Linked DNA regions of Homo sapiens: region 1 is linked to region 2. The links are chromatin contacts, found by Hi-C or POLR2A ChIA-PET in ENCODE. All regions are on one chromosome and are shown on one strand. The core of a region is the stretch at or near the end of the contact, and the rest is flanking DNA. Distances in the headings are between cores, read along the strand shown. Region 1 overlaps PHLPP1 (PH domain and leucine rich repeat protein phosphatase 1). Region 2 has its middle 62 kb from the start of ZCCHC2.

Region 1 (6,050 bases), core at 1,208-3,707, 200 kb before region 2:
TTCTTCTCATTCTCAGGCCCTTTCTTGAATGAGAGACCAGACCAAAATTGTGAGAAGTATAAGTTCTCTAAAAGTCAACTATAAATTCCGTATTGCTTTTTTACTTCCATTATGTGGACTGTTGTGCCTACAGTCAATCATTTCACCCCATAAGAAACATGATTTAATTAGGTTAAGGCACAAGTTATTAGGCTGTATTCCAAACATAAACTGGTAGCTATTCTAAGAGAAAAAAAAAAAATGCATCAAGAAAAAAGGGCAAAAGAAAAGCTTTTCTTCAAGGCTTCAGGTGTCCCCTTAATAGTGCTATTCATGGATCAGAAAAGATACTCATTTCATGAGTGCTGCACAATAGCTTCTTGTTACAATAACCATTACAATATAGCATTTATTGAAAGGCTTGTGGGCTGGGTGTGGTGGCTCACGCCTGTAATCCCAGCACTTTGGGAGGCCAAGGCGGGCAGATCACGAGGTCAGGAGATCGGCACCATCCTGGCTAACATGGTGAAACCCCGTCTCTACTGAAAATACAAAAAAGTTAGCTAGACATGGTGGCGGGCACCTGTAGTCCCAGCTACTCAGGAGGCTGAGGCAGGTGAATGGCGTGAACCCAGGAGGCAGAGCTTGCAGTGAGCCAAGATCACGCCACTGTGCTCCAGCCTGGGCAACAGAACAAGACTCTGTCTCAAAAAAAAAAAAAAAAGAAAAAAAAAAGAAAGGCTTGTGGGGAGCAGAATCAAGACCTAGTAACTATACGTGACTCATCTTTTTTTTTTTTTTTTAAAACTCTGAAAACAAATACTTTTAACTCACTAAGTTTTAGCATGAGTACCATTGATGGGTATCATTTCTATCTTCTGGCAAGAACAGTATTTTATTGGTCCCTAAATTATTTAAAGATTCTCATAAACTCTCATCAAAGTGATTTACTTATGAGAGCTGGAAGCAACCCAAACTATGGCTAAGTGTTTAAAACATTATAAAAGTAAATAAATTAATTTTACTACAGCACAAACAGATGTCAAAAAACAGACCACTGGAAGTCAAAAAACAAATAGCGCTTTGCCCCGAAAACATCTGATCTTAATCTGTCAAAAATTACCACTGCACTGCCTTTTGCTATGCCATCTTTAACACCGCCAAGAGTCACTACCCCTTGTTATTTCTCCTTCCCTCAAATAATTTACAGGTAAGAATTTATAGGATAGGAGATTTATCCCTATCTTACCTAGGGATAGATATTAAAGTCAGTGAATAGGATAAAATCACATATTATTGAAATTATTGCTGTAAATTCCTTCATTTGTGAATTCTGTCACATATATAACACTTATAGTTAATATAAAAGATGGAGTGCATATAGCTGAATTCATGTAAATTAAATTTGTATATAATATGTCTGCACTGTACTAAGATACTTTTAAGCAAGAATATATATGGCAGAGAGAGCCCCATTATTTAGTATTGAATCCTTCACAGTAAGTCACATCTTTTTAGGTGATAATATTGTGTGGCAACCCTGAATTATTCCACCCAATTAAAAAATCCAATTGAGTTAAACTATTACATCTTGCTCCTTACACCTTAGTCTATGTCTGGTGCCTCTGTTCTCTCTCCACAACCCTTACTTGGTTCAGCAGAAGAGGCTTGCCACATGTTCACAAATACAAGCAAAAATCAGGATTAGGAGACACCTGCACAGGCAGACTCATGCCTCTTGGCAGACATCCTCCAGTTGAGCAAGAGGAGCATCAGTAAAGTGAAGAGGAAATAGGCAGCGAAGTGTTTGCGTAAATATGTAACAAAGACAAACCCCTTTGGCATCTGAAAAGCATGAAATCAAAAGTATGGCTGAAAACATATTACAATAGGACTTAGGACAACAGAGAATTCATGACCATAACAAAAAAGAATGTGAAACAATGACAAGTCACTGAACCTCCAACACTGCTACCAAGTGTTATTTGTGATGGAGGCAACTGGCACTTTCTTACAAAACTTTTATTAGTCACTAAAACAGTTTCTTAGGGGAATCTTCATTCCAATCAGCAAGACTCACAGCTAAAAATTTCTCATATGTATTCCAAGCTAATGAAAATCTGGTGAATATAGGCCCTTTTTAAGAAAATACAATAAATCAAAGTTATCTTCATGAGGCTATGTTTCTAATGAACATGCAGCATTAAAACTGGAGCTTAAAATGCAGAAGACAGTTTGACTATAAATTAAAATCACACATATTTAACATAATTAATTTGGTGGAAAAAAAAAATCATCTTATCCCAGGTGGGAGGGTAGAGATATACCTCTAATCACACTGTTTTTCACATGGAGCCAGAAAGAGGAATACAAAACCACTCCAGAACCCAGTGACTCTCACAAGTGAAGGTGAGCGTCAGAGAAACAGGCAGCAACAGGTCACCAGGGCAGGAAAGGCCTGATGTGGAGCCAGGAGCCAAAACTGAGAGCCCAGTGATAGAGCCAGGTTAGACAGGAACAAGACATAGCATTTCCAAACACGTAAGATGAAGCAGACACCTGTCTACTGTCCATGGCGAGGCCCTGGTAGGCAGGTTAGGTGAGCAACCCACATTAAGGCAAGACATGAAATGGAGAGAAAATTTGTCCAAAGCCACATCAAAGTTATAATCATTTAGACTGATGTACAAACTTTTCTAAGACCATCAATTATTGAGTATCTACGGAGCACTTTATATACCTTATCTAATTTACTTAAGCTCTCCCAAAAATCTTATGAGGCAAATATAAAATTTCAACAATTTTTAAATTAAGGAAACTAAGATTTAGAAGAGTTACATAGTTTTCCCAAACTCAAATAGTCAAATAAGTGGTAAAGCTAACCTTTGAGCCAAGGCCTTTTGGATTCCAAAGCCAGTGTTCTCAAGAATAAACCCAAATGTCTAAATGCATGCTTTTCCCATTGAAACACACAACCTGGAAGGTTAAAGTTACTGGCAGCATCCTGTTGTTAAGAGTTCCACTGGCATTGAAAACTGTGTTATGTATCACACTAACCAAGAAGCTGGAGAGGATATGAGGTATCATATAGCATGAGGGAATCCAAGGACCACAAGGTGTATTGTTGAGATGCATCAGTATACAGTAAGGAAGACTCCTTAATCAAAATGCTGCCAGCACATGCAAATAAAGAATTTGACAAACTACAGCAGAGGTTCTCCAAGCATGGTTCTTGGATCAGCAGTGATATAACCTAAGGACTTCTTACAAACCCAAGTTCTCAGGTCCCACTCCAGACCTACTGAATCAGAAACTCAGGGTGGGGAGCAGCAATCCATGTTTTAACAAATCCTAAGGTGATTCTGATGAGCACTGAACTACAGAACACGGAATGGAACATTCAGCATTCTATAAGATTTCTTAAAACTGATGCATATCTAATGTCAATGAAGAATGATATGAACCTTAAGTAAAACTGATGTGCTAAAGTAGGACACATGAGGCCAAGTCAATCATAAAATTCTCAAATGACTTCCAAAGAAGAAAAAGGTTGAGAACCTTCAAACTGTGAGAAGGCCAAATAAGTATCCTTAAGACAAAACTTTATTATCCACTTAAATAATACTGCCAATTTTTAAATCAATATGCCCAATAAATCATGTACAGTATTTCTTATTGCAGCCACTAACAAAAATGAAAACAAACAAAAACTGAAATAAACTAGACCACTTCTGAATCCTTCAGATGTTTTAATGTTCAGTTAAGTAAAACAAACTCGACTATTCCTTCTTGAAAAGCGTAATGGTAACTGGACAACTATCATATATACCACATACGCATACAACCTATAAAAATTCCCACAAGCGCAAAATGACTGGTTCTTGCCCAGAATTACATAATTATACACTGTTAAAAAAAGACTAACATTTGAGACCATTTCATTCAACTCTATTATTTTATAAATTAGGGAACTGAGGGCCAAAATATTCATGTGGACAGTTGGCTACTGGCAGAACTAAAACCAGAGGCTGGGCTTCCTGACCTCCAGCCCAGAGAGCTCTCAATCTACCAGCCTGCCTCAGCCAAGCTTTAACTCAAAAAAAACAGAACACATGGCCTGATGATACTTCAGCAAGTCCCAAAACACCTCTGGAATTAATCGAAACTTAAAACCAAAAGAAGAGTATTATTTAGCTACATTAAAGAATTGATATGATGAGAAATCATGACCCGACAAATTGAATACGAGACAGAACCCTGTAATCTGCATAGCTCCAGCCACAAAAGACAGTATCTGTTTCTACCATAATTAAATTCTGTACTACGTAATGAAAAGCTGAATCAATTACTGAGTAATTTAAACAGACAATCATATCAATTAGTACCTATTTAGTCACAAGTTGTTTCTGACTGTCAGTTACTTCAGTGAGGATGATGATACAGATGACATTCATCCCTCTGCACACTCACCAAGCACCTGCTGTGTGTCTCCATGCACTGGGATACTGCAGTAAGTAAACCATACAGCAAGGCAACCACTCTCCTGAGGATTACTGACCAACAAGAGGCAGGGTGACAAGTACCATGGAGACAGTTAAAATAGTGTAATGGAATAGGTGACTAGAGAGGAATGGAGACTGCTGAAGATTGCTCTGAGGAGGTGACATTTAATATGAAACCTGAAGAAAAAAAAAAATCTGAAGGTCTGGAAAAGAAGATTACCAACAGACGGGACCACAAATACAAAGGCCTAAGGAGATCATGCACTTTCATGCTCAGGCAGAGTAGCGGAAGCAAGGCTACCAAGGGGAGGAGGGGTAGGAGATAAGGCTGAGCATGAAGGCCTAGGAGGGCATTCAGATTTCATTCTAAGTGCAATGGGAAACCCCTGGAAGGTTTTAAATAGGAGCATGACAGGGTCTAATTACATATGAATACAACAAAATCATTACAAATTTTCAATAGCCTCTGAGTTTATTACTCCAGCCACTAACATTCCCTGAATTAACAATATACAAGCCTACGGCTAACCTTGTGGGACCAAAGAAGTCAGAAGGCTTAATTTAAAATATTTCCAAAGCATAATATGAGCAAATATGCTAAAGAATGACTCAAAATCTATACCACATCATCAAGCTATAAACATTAATCAATAAACTAACAGTTACTCCACAGACTAAATTATTCTATCTCCTGGATACTTAGCCTGTATACTACCTTAGAATAGCAGTAATAGAAGTTTTACAAGGTGTTTTTTGGAGCTCTACTTTCATTTAAAAAAACCCTCTAAAGAATAAACTTAATTTGAACACACGCTTGTATTATTTCTAAAAATATGTAATCTTACACTTAAATAGCTATGTCTCTGAGCAAAACAACAGCAAGGCCCTGATGGAATAAGCACGGTATACAATAAGTCAGAGGGAGTTCAGAATAATGAATTTATTCCTACCAAAAGAATAAATAATGAATTTACTCTTACCATTCTCCTCATCACATCTTCACTGCCGGTTCAACAGAAGCTATTTCCTAATTAAACTAAAGGCTATATTTAGTCTTCCAGATTATTCTCTTTAAGTTAGCCCCTCTAAGTATAAAATGATTTTTAAAAACAACATAGCACCCAAAATTTACTGGCTGCCCAGTCTGCCCTTCAAGTCAATGATTTCCAGCGCTGTCTTTTTAACTGCCAAGGTTCCTCAACTATTCCCTCAAAAAAAGTCTCCTGTATCACAATGGTCTAGGAGGTGCTGGGAAGAATATCAAAGGTAATACATTAAAAAGAGTTCAATCTAACAAAATAATGACAATAGAATGCAGTAAATATAATAACAGAAGTTATGGCTAAGTCCTCCAAGTTAGGGATTGATTAATTCTTTACATAGAAAACTGGCTGATTCACTCTCTCCTTGTCATATGGTATGACATGGAGATTCCAACAAGTGACATCACCTAGATTTAGGCAACTCTTGGGAAATTGACAGTTATTGAGGATTTTTCAGCAGGGTAGTAACACGAATGATTGGAGTAATTTTAAAGTAATAACCTATGACATTATGGCATTATGGAAA
Region 2 (5,368 bases), core at 2,045-4,544:
TCCCCCAGCACCCGTCTTCTTAGCTTCAGTGACCCCGAGGAATAATTCCTTATCTCTACTGCACGTGACCACAACAGCCATTTCATTCTTGAAATCTTTTATTGATTTTTGTTGTTGTCTTCAGGGCACATTCTCTTGATCTTCTCCAGTGTCTCTTAATTCTCACTCTCAACCTTCTTTGATGGCTGTTTTCTCTGGAAACTTCCACTCTGTAGGAATGTGTTTGGGGAAAGAGAGAGTCAAGGAGTCTGTCTTTTCACTGAAGGCCATTAGGTGACTGTTGCAAGGAGAACCACGGTCTTCCAGATGCCCTCAGGTACCACTAATGCAGCCCGTGTACAGGAAGATTTTCCTCTGGGACCCACTTCTCCTGGCTCCCTCCCGCGGTGAAGCAGGTGCCTGCAGCCCCTGCCTGCCCCTGCCTGTCTCTGGACCACCCCGCCTCCCAGCTCCTGCAGCAGGACCTGGAGTCTTTCATTCCCCCACCCAGCGCACTCTCCATTAGCTACTCTTCCCAGAAGCACCTTGGGCGATGCTGTTTCCTTTGCCATCTCTCACCTCTTCACTAAGGAAAAGCTCACTTCTTCCTTCTTGGCTCAACTAAAACACGCCCTTTGAAAGTCCTTCCCTCATTCCCCTCCCCATTCTTTCTGATCTTTGGTGCTAGGATGCCCCTCGCTAGGCTGAGCTCCCAGCCAAGGTTTGCTGAATGACTGTGCATAAGAACCAGCAACTTCCTAACCGCTCAGTGCCGCGCACTGCCTGGGCTCACTGCACCCACTTAGCGTCTGTGCCTTCTTAAGCGCCAGAAACTACTGACTGTGCCAAGAAAGCAGAGCCCGAAAAGGAGGGCACGAGTCCCTCCTCCCAGAAAATCAGGACCTTCAAGATAATGCGAAGTGCATCTTTCTTCAGATGAGGCTGATTATGGCAAGCTTTTCCTGTAAGGGACAGACGGTAAATATTTTAGGCTTCGAGGGCCATAGCGTCTCCATCCCAGTTATTCCACTTTGCTGGGATAAGACAAAGCACCCACAGACAACACATAGAGAAGCAAGACGACCGTGTGCTAATGCACTTTATTTGTAGACACTGAAGTTTGAATTTCATGTATTTTTCACGTGTCACTAAACATTCTTTTTCCTTTTTCAACCATTTAAAGATGTAAAAACCATTCTTAGCTTGTCGGTGGTGGGTTGATGCCCCTTGGTTTATGCTGCCAACCCAAGAGCTACGCCTAATTCATATCCTTCAGCACTAAGTCATACAGCTTTATTTTTTTTGACTAAAAGGCCCCTGAAAATGAAAACTTTACACATGCAAGCAGAGAGGAGTCCGAGACTTTCTGACGGGGCAGGAGGGGCAGAAACTGCTCCCTAAGGCCAGGGACAGCCAGACCCGTGCTGATGCTGCCCCCTAGTGACTGGCCAGCCTAACGTCCATCTCCCACCCACGGCCACGCTGTGACGGGTTGGGGGTGTGTTCCCCAACACACGAAATAAGAACTTCAAATCAGTTCAATCAGAAAGCGTAAAGAACTGTAAACCCAATAAATCATTTAAAGTGAAAAAGTAGGCTTCAATTCACAGAATTTTAGAACTGAAAGGAACTTTTGAGATGACTCAGTTCCATTTTTACACCAATTTACCAACGATTCACGTAGCTTTCAGGTAAAAAAAAAAAAAAAAGGCAAGTTCCAGAAAGGGCTGGTGGCCCATGAGTGTTCGCAGAAGAGCCTGCCCGGGAGTCCCGCCTGCTGAATGCCAGTGCAGGGCTGCCTACACCTCACACCGACATACCCACGAAAGACAGAGGTGGCGTGGGGCAGCAACCTTGTTGTCACACTGCCTGGGCTCACCGTCACCCAATCATTCTGTGCCCTTGGATATCGACTTCTTAGCCTTTGTGCCTCAATTTCCCTAACTGTAAAACAGGGCAGAGTTCCTCCCTCACAGGGCTGTGGGACTGAAATGAGCTGATGCTGTCTGGCCCATACTGGGCATTCAAGTGTCCCCTGCATGACAAACTTCTTGAGAGTCCACTATGTGTCAGACATTGAGTGCTTTATGTCTGTGTGCCAGGTTTAATCGTGCAACTACTCTACAACGCGAGTGTCATCATCCCCACTATGTAAATCAGACCGAGAAAGGTCACATGGACTGTGGTGGGTGCCTTCTCTTGTACAACTGATTTTGTGAAGGCGTGGAAGGCACAATTAAGTTACCATGTAACAAATATGACGTGACTCCAATAGGCTAGCAGGAATAAGCACTCAGTAACTGCCAGGCAGCCTGGTGGCATTCTTCACCTTCAGCAGGGCTTGTTGTTGGGGGTGACTGTTCTTGTTTCTGCATGAAGGTTACTTTGTCACCATCCATCTTTGCCTTTGGAGTGTCTTGGGGGCAGCAGGGGTACCTGGGACAATCTATATGTGACTGTCAGAGCTTTAAAAACATCAGCAGTCACCTCTCCTTTCTCCTTGCCCCACTGCTTCAGTAGATTTAATGGAATACTCCGTGCGCAAAACTTGTGTGAAGCACAACTCAGCGTGCGAGTGGAGATATCTGTACACATTTAAAATCTGCATTGATGCCACTTGAATTTATCTGACAGGTAAATGCTTTTGAAAGCCTAGTTCTAAAAGTCCTGGATATTTCTCTGGAAACATTTCACCCTCCCGCGTCCTCAAATCCTTCGAGAGCCACAAGGAAGAGGCCTCGCTATGGGATAGGATGTGGCGTGTGTTCCAGGCGTGCCCACAACCTGGTCCAGCCCTCCTCAGTCCAGAGGCCACACGGCCATTCCACCTGTGGGTTCCTATCACCTTACACAGTTCCATAAAGCCACTGCCCTGGGCTCTGCCAGAAGCACTGGTGGGGGCAGGAAGTGGTGCCAGGAAGTGAGCACCAACTTCAAGCAGAGGCCTGAGCATCACCATGGGCCTGTCTGCAGCACTTCGTCTCACTGAACCCAAAATTTCTCTCCTAGAAAACGAGGGGAAACATTCCCACCCCACTTCACAGCTGTGATGACCAAATGCACGCAGGAAAAGCACAGAGGAAACCTTTAAAGTGTTCACACACACATTTCAACGGCTGAATGAGGGGTTTGCTCAAGCTGCTTTTATGGCCAGCTGCCTGCACTCTTTAAGGTTTTGGGCACAGGCTTCCAACCCCAAATGTTCCCTCTCTTACGTTTAATGTTCTCTAAATTAGGTCAGTAGGAAATAACATCTGCTTGCTCGCACTGTCCTCGTCCCCCACCAGGTGGCATTGCGTTCCAATGAGCAATCTCTTCTGGTGAGAGGCTGGTGGAGGCCTTTTTCACAGCGGCTCAAATTGGAACTGCAAGAGGAAAAAGAAAAACAATGAAGAACCACCCAACCCCCCACCTCACCACAACTCCCACCGCCAAATTTCAGAGAGCAAAACCGGATCATGGGATTGAGAGCTTCTGGTGACCAAGGCCCGCATTCTCTGCAGGCGGAGGTGACTGCGTGAAGGGTCTCCGGTCCCCACACGTGTGATGTGCCCCCATTACAGAACAGACAAGAGGAAGCCCCAAACCACCCCCAATTCCAAAGCTTCCACAATTGATAAACATTTGCATACACACACAGAACTCAGGTGATGTGTACCCATGTTCCAATTCAGGGGGCTTACATTTTTCAACAGAGGACAGCGTTTAGGAATTAGGGAAATTTTGCATGGACAAGCACAACAGCTGTATCTGTAAGCAGCGGTAACATCAAATATGATGTTATTCTGACCCTAGGAATCCAACCTGAGCAAGCCAATACGTTAATGAGCATCCAGGGAAAGACAAGGTTGTCCGCCCTGGCCTGTCCTCTCTCTGCACAGGGTCATCTGAAGGGGCGAGGGCACTCCAGTTAAAACATTCCCTCCACCCCGAGCTGACACCTGCCTCTCAGCCCTGGGACCCCAGAGCCCCTCATCCTTTAACAGCTGGTCTCCTCCCCTAAAGAGAAGAAGATGTAGAGATGTCGTGACTACGTTTCCAGGCAGGGACCCCATTTCTTCATATCTCACACCTCGAAACTCACTGCTCTGGAAATCAATGAGCCCTCCCTCTTGGTGGGGTGGGGTTGGGTGGAGGGGGGGGTCAGTATTTTTTTATTCTTTTAAGATTATGGGAGTGTCATGGGGTGGAACTATTGTCACAGCTTGCCTCCATATGGTTTCACTGCCTTAACCTTAGAATGCTTTTGCAATCAGTATGGAGAAGTGAAAAAGATGTCTTCCAAGCTCAAATGGATGGTGCTGTTAAGTACTAGGTGCTGTTAAGAAAACAGGTATTTTACACCGTGCTTTCTCATCTCTTTGGAACCTTTTCAGAAAAATTTGATTCTTAGTGCTTACATAAAAAATTAAATGTAGATTTGCCTTGCCATAAACTTTTACTTTGGTACTGAATAATCATGACCGTTATGACTCGGCATGTCTGTACAGTCCATACATACCATTAACTGGCAAGCTTTCCAACTAGGTTTAATCTGCGAGGGTAAGGAATAGCTTCTATATCGTTCATCAGTGCATAGAGCAAAATTAACTAATCTTAGTCTAATGAAGAGCTATGTTTGCTAGGTTCCTCACCATCCAAAGAATCACTGCCATCACTCCTACCCAAACCTGTTCTCGTCCACATCTTCCCTTTTATTAAAAAAAAAAGACACGGTCTCACTCTGTCACCTAGGCTGGAGTGCAGTGGCATGATCTGGGCTCACTGAAGCCTCTGCCTGCTGGGCTCAAGCGATCTTCCTGCCTCAGCCTCCTGAGTAGCTGGGACTACAGGCATAGACCACCAGGACCAGCTAATTTTTGTATTTTTTGTAGAGATGGGGTTTCGTCATGTTGCCCAGGCTGGTCTTGAATTCTTGGGCTCAAGTGATCTGCCCAAGGCCTTGGCCTCCCAAAGTGTTGGGATTACAGGTGTGAGCCACTGTGCCTGGCCCTGTCTCTTAAAATAGTATTACAATCTCCCTGTTCATCAAAATTGAATTCAACTAGAATTTGAGTGGCTTCTCAGTGCTATTTCATTATGTTGGACCTTTCCCATAGATTATTTAACCTTCAGAGCCATTATTTATTTATTTGAGATGAAGTCTCACTGTCACCCAGGCTGTAGTGCAGTGGTGTGACTGCAACTCACTGCAACCTCCGCCTCCCAGGTTCAAGCGGTTCTCCTACCTCAGCCTCCTGAGTAGCTGGGATTACAGGCACACACCACCATGCCCGGCTAAGTTTTTGTGTTTTTGGTAGATTCGGGGTTTCACCATGTTGGTCACGCTGGTCTCAAACTTCTGACCTCAAGTAATCCACCCGCCTTGGCCTCCCAAAGTGTTGTGATT

Evidence for each region. Hi-C counts contacts between places; a loop is a spot of excess contacts on that map. ChIA-PET counts read pairs that join two places held with the same protein, here RNA polymerase II (POLR2A). Pooled maps may share reads with other maps.
Region 1: a loop to region 2 is called in a pooled map, with 2.7 times the contacts of the local background. The contact joins two enhancer-like sites. A Hi-C loop is called at or near these places in 1 of 168 maps with a recorded cell type or tissue (dorsolateral prefrontal cortex) and 11 of 50 pooled maps. POLR2A ChIA-PET finds 5 or more read pairs at or near these places in 2 of 52 experiments (CD8-positive, alpha-beta memory T cell and WTC11).

Annotation. Positions count from the first base shown.
Region 1 is chr18:62,777,883-62,783,932 of GRCh38, reverse strand. The region is part of intron 1 of PHLPP1 (PH domain and leucine rich repeat protein phosphatase 1); the gene reads right to left. Among named protein-coding and RNA genes, the nearest start is that of PHLPP1, 65 kb to the right of the region's middle. Within about 2 kb of position 2,457, at least 7 of the 41 ENCODE cell types and tissues checked have a DNase peak (open chromatin) inside an H3K27ac peak, as active enhancers do.
Region 2 is chr18:62,582,422-62,587,789 of GRCh38, reverse strand. It overlaps a transcript of ZCCHC2 not described here. Among named protein-coding and RNA genes, the nearest start is that of ZCCHC2, 62 kb to the right of the region's middle. RefSeq lists enhancers at 1,320-1,614, 1,486-1,665, 3,531-3,590. Within about 2 kb of position 3,294, at least 5 of the 41 ENCODE cell types and tissues checked have a DNase peak (open chromatin) inside an H3K27ac peak, as active enhancers do.